2 separate regions of the Homo sapiens genome follow, and region 2 is linked to region 1. Evidence: read pairs that join two places in POLR2A ChIA-PET (ENCODE). Cell type or tissue: OCI-LY7. All regions are shown on one strand.

The links. ChIA-PET counts read pairs that join two places held together with the same protein. Peaks named below come from ENCODE experiments on the same cell type or tissue, not always from the same donor. Only the 100,000 strongest peaks of a DNase experiment are listed, where the experiment ranks them.
Region 2: POLR2A ChIA-PET joins it to region 1 with 12 read pairs; 2 of 35 experiments call an interaction of 5 or more read pairs at or near these places.

What each region holds. Positions count from the first base shown.
Region 1 is chr2:60,543,885-60,546,384 of GRCh38, reverse strand. BCL11A (BCL11 transcription factor A) reads left to right here. Exons shown (of 4, transcript NM_022893.4): 2 at 85-414. Among named protein-coding and RNA genes, the nearest start is that of BCL11A, 8.5 kb to the left of the region's middle. In OCI-LY7, no CTCF peak of the experiment used is centred here; a DNase peak (open chromatin) is centred at 1,184; H3K4me3 peaks cover 2,159 bases; H3K27ac peaks cover 2,479 bases.
Region 2 is chr2:60,150,911-60,153,410 of GRCh38, reverse strand. No RefSeq gene overlaps it. Among named protein-coding and RNA genes, the nearest start is that of MIR4432, 240 kb to the left of the region's middle. In OCI-LY7, CTCF peaks have their summits at 798 and 998; a DNase peak (open chromatin) is centred at 990.

The sequences.
Region 1 (2,500 bases):
GATGGCATGGGGTTGAGATGTGCTTCTCCCCTTTCTGTCCTCTCTGGCACTCTAATAATTGTGCTTTTGTTTCTCCAACCACAGCCGAGCCTCTTGAAGCCATTCTTACAGATGATGAACCAGACCACGGCCCGTTGGGAGCTCCAGAAGGGGATCATGACCTCCTCACCTGTGGGCAGTGCCAGATGAACTTCCCATTGGGGGACATTCTTATTTTTATCGAGCACAAACGGAAACAATGCAATGGCAGCCTCTGCTTAGAAAAAGCTGTGGATAAGCCACCTTCCCCTTCACCAATCGAGATGAAAAAAGCATCCAATCCCGTGGAGGTTGGCATCCAGGTCACGCCAGAGGATGACGATTGTTTATCAACGTCATCTAGAGGAATTTGCCCCAAACAGGAACACATAGCAGGTAAATGAGAAGCAAGGAGAAAAGCTGTTTGCATGTTTTCTTTTCATTTTCAGAGGTGCTGTAGCCAAGCAGTAAGGAGTTGTGAAGTGCTTTCTCTATTACTCTATGTGACTGTCCATGACAGCCCTGTAATGTTAAAATAATCATTTCTGTTGCTTACGTCCAGAACACAGAAAAATAAATATTTTCCACCTCACTGAATCAGATGTAGGCAGGATAGGTACACACATCAGACACCTTCTCTCTGGATCTGTCGATTTTGGATTTCTTTTCTTCCCCATCCCCACCTTCTCATTTTGAAGTATTGAGCTTTACTACACCTAGTCCAGCTTCCATTGTCCATTTCCAGCCTTGGTGACGTGTCAGAGGCAAAGTGGCCATATAGGCATTTGCAGTTCAGCCAATGACTTGTTTGACTCAGAACATCTGGCCAGGCCTCCTTAGGGGTTCAGCTCGTTCTCAAGGCTTCCCTGAAGTAGAGTGGGCTGGCAGGGTAGTTGGAGGTGGTGGAAAGAGTTAACTGAGCTTCAGGGCTAGCCTTGGATCCATATTGGCTGTCAGCCCGGATGGGGCTGTAATTAAACACAGCCCCGTGGTGGGATGACACCATGACCTTGACTTTAAGATGCCATTTTCGACTGGCCAGGCCAGAGTAGAGAGGGCAGTTGCTGAAGCGCACAGACATGCTTACTCGAAAAGTTTAAGGGCATGTTGGAAATTTCAAAAGGTTGGTTTGACAGGAACGGCTGCTCCCTGCAGCCTGCCTCCTCAGCTAAATGATAAATGCTTCTCTGTGCTCTCTCTTGTCTCTGATGTGGTTTTGACAGATGTATCTTGATTTTGTTTGTGGTTTACACAGCCACATGTCACCCTTACAAATGTCCAGTCCAGACTCCACTGTTTCTGCTATAACACAATGTAAAAATTTTCTTGGAAAAATACACACACGTATTCAACAGCCCTCCCTCCTTTGGTTAATTTTAGCAGGGAGGCAGCTAGGTGTGTGGGTTTCTCGGCAGCTCAAGGGAAAAGGAATTAAAGGCTAGCAGTGGGACTTAAATTCCCTTCTCTAAGTGATAAACAGTAACACTATATAGTGACCCTCAAAACATTTTTTGCTTGAGCATGTTAGACAAAAGTCAATGCAGATTCTGTGATGACAGACATGCCATGCCTGTTGGTGGATCGCTTTCTTCCATCTACCTACCACCCAGCTCCCGAAAGGCAAGAGGTTTGTTCAGTTTTAGGAAAGGTAGTGCATATCATGAATTGATTCACTGGAACTTGTCTCTCCGACCTAGTTTGACCACAAAGTTGAACCATAATAGGTCAGTGGTCTAGAGGGGATTAAATGTCATATTATTTCTCCTCTCCCCCTCTAGAATTTGATCATTAAAACCAAACATGGCATTTTCTTTCTTTTTTTAGTGCTTTCTGTGATAGCACTCAGATACTTTCCCTTTAGTGAAATGGGAAATCTGCTGCTAGGGAAGCTGCATTTGTGGAGTGTATTTCTTGAATCCACCACATTTACCTTATGTGACATGTAGGTGAAGATTTTATCTCCCCTACCCCCCAGCAGGATGTGGGAATGACCATTTCCATGTGTTGTCTTGTGACTGGAAGGAAAATGAACAGAAGTGTAAGGCATGATTAATGAAGCAAGAGCAGGCGGAAGGGGATTTGTCGTCTTCGGAGATCCAAAGCCTTGCTAAATCACCAAATATGGAGTAACACTTGCGTGATGTAACATCGTATTTACATATCGAGCTGCTCGTTTAAAAGACAAAACACAGTGTCTGTCAAGCAAGAATTAAAACCACACTTCTTACTGAGGTCCCAAATAGGTTATTCAGTCTTAGATTAACCAGCTCAAAAATTCTGTGCCTCTGTATTTAGAGGAGGAATCTAAATGCTGGGGGGAAGGCCTTACATATAGTTAAGACTTTTACTGCTATAGTTGTGAATCTATGTAGGGAAATAAGAGATATTTGCTTGAACTCCCTGGTTGTCTAAAGGTTCTGTTATTATTTTTTTAAAGAACAAGTATAATAGCAGAGCCTAGAGAAGCCAAAACCAAAAGCAA
Region 2 (2,500 bases), 390 kb after region 1:
TGAAAAAGGTTTAGTTTCAGTGTGTGTTCTGTTGACTCCATAAGGCTATTGTGTTTAGCTCTTTTTAATCTACTGATGCTTATTCATGGAGGTTAGAGTTCTCTTCTCTTTACTTCTGCTCAGCATTCAAACTAATGCTCTTTACTTTTGCCAGCATTCAAACTAATTCAGAAGAGAGCCTGGGCATGGAGTCAGAGTGGGAGCATTCTCAGATATGCTCCCTATCTTTGTTTATATCCAAAAATGGCTCTCAACATTTTGACTGGCAATTTGGCTACTTAAATTCCATATTACAAATCAAGCAGTAGGTGAGCAACAAAAGTGCCACTCATTAAACAGTCCTCTTTATTTAAAATGGTTTGTTTTTGTCGACTATGTGTGTTAGTAAGGGTTGACAAAGCCTTTAAAAAAAATAAAGGCAGTCAAATGATTTTTTGAGTCTAAATGATCTTACTGATTTTTATCACTAAATTTTATGGGTTTGACAGTTTCTTTGTGCAGTGAAATTGTGCTTTTCATTTCAAAGCCAAATAGAAATAAAATAGATTATGTGTAATTTTGCATCGTCCTTGTCCTATCCCACTATTTTCATGAGTAATTGATGATATCATTATATTTTACTTTACAAAATCATTTGTTGTTTAATAAAATTGGCTTTATGTCGAATCTAATTTTTCCAGCTGATTCTATAAAAAGTTACTTGGATATTCCTAAAAGTTACCAAGTAATGAGTTGAAAATATTATATGAAAACAATGCTAATTTGGTAGCCAGGTCTGTGGGTTCCTCAAGATATATTGAGTATACTTTTGCAATTACTGTAGAACGACAAGATTCTTGGCAACACTTTTCTATCATTGCCTCCTTTATCTCTACCTGTTCTAGATGAAGGAATACGTTTTACTCTGGAGAATGTCCTCACTTCTTAGGCTTCTTTTGCCAGGCATATTTCCAATGCCTAAGAGAGCTGGCCTGCAATACCTAATTCTACCATTAGGTGTTGCTCTTTAACATATGATATGGAGCACCATGGATTATTTTTCCCCCAAAGTAATTTGAGGGCACAGAAGCCTCAATGGTTTTTAAATTTTGTATATTGGTCTTTTGATAAGTTTGCACTGAAGAAATATTTGCTCTCTAGACAAATTAGAAGCCATAGCGCTAGCCTGAAAATTTCCCAAGTTTGTTAATTGAGTTTTTGTAAAGAAATTAGTGAGCCATTCTAGCAATGCTAAAAGACTTCACTTTTACAGAATAACGTTTTCTTTTTTTAAAAAAAGGTATTTTCAAAAAGAAAATATATTAAATATACTAAAAATGAAAAACTTGGCAAGTATCTTTGAAATAATTTTTTTATTGTTGAAATTTTCAGTCTCATTTTTCTGATTAATCTAGAAATTATCTGGACATTTTGATTTCACTAGTAACTGCGTAAGTTTTCCAGACACAATTAATTTTTTGAATTTTTTGGGAGAAGTAAAAATATTATGTATTTTCCAAAACCGAATAGTAGAAAGAGCTATAGAGAAGAAAGAACTTTTACTAAAAGGGTGGCATTTCTAATCTTTGTACTTCTATATCAGACTAGGGATTAACAGTTTTGGCGGCTGCAGCAGCACTTTTTTTTTTTTTGGTCACCTACACAATAGATCAGAGGCAATGATTCAATGCTGAAATGGTCTCATGTTCCATGAAAACTTGAAGAAGGATGTCAGAGTGGCTCAGACACAATGTTTTGTGACAGTAAGCAGCCAACAGCTCTTGGCAGAAGCTGTGAGACTTACAGGTTAACTCTGGGTGTTCCATTAAGGCTACTAGCCCATCTATGTCAGTTTCTGGAAAGCTACTTGGGCAGAGGAAGACAAGAGTTAAACCTGGGGTGTAGGAGAGAGGTATAATAAAAATAAAATCCACAGAGCTCACCATATTTCAGCATATGGATTCTTATGTTCAGGGATAAAGTTATCTTGAGAGGAGGGTTTTTTTTTTGCCCTTTATTCTTTACTTTTTCTTTCTTTATAGAAAATATTTGCTGATTTCAGAAAATTGTTTCCTGTGAATGAAACTCTTCACTTTGGGGTTGATATGTTGTGACTTATGAAAATTTGAAATACCTGTTATGGATCAGCTCTCACTTAGCAAGGGCTGTATTTGTCAGGTGATGATTGAAGTTGTAAATCAGTATTCTTGAATCTGGAATTTCCTATAGTGAAGCAAATCGCTGCAAACATCAGCTTTAAGAATATAATAAAATGAAACAAGCAGTAATAATAATAAAAAAAAACCCTTGACAGGCAAATTTGGTGTTACACGTTGTGCATTTCTTTTCAGTCTCTCAAACTTTCTGAACACTATAATTTGTTTGTGCTGCTGCATCACCATCATCAACGATATAGGACTTTATTAGCTCTTCTCTCTTAGGGATGTCTTTTTTTTTTCTTTAAGAGAAAAGAATGCATAAAAGTTCTTCCACTTGAATCTGTGTGTAATCACTCTTCCTA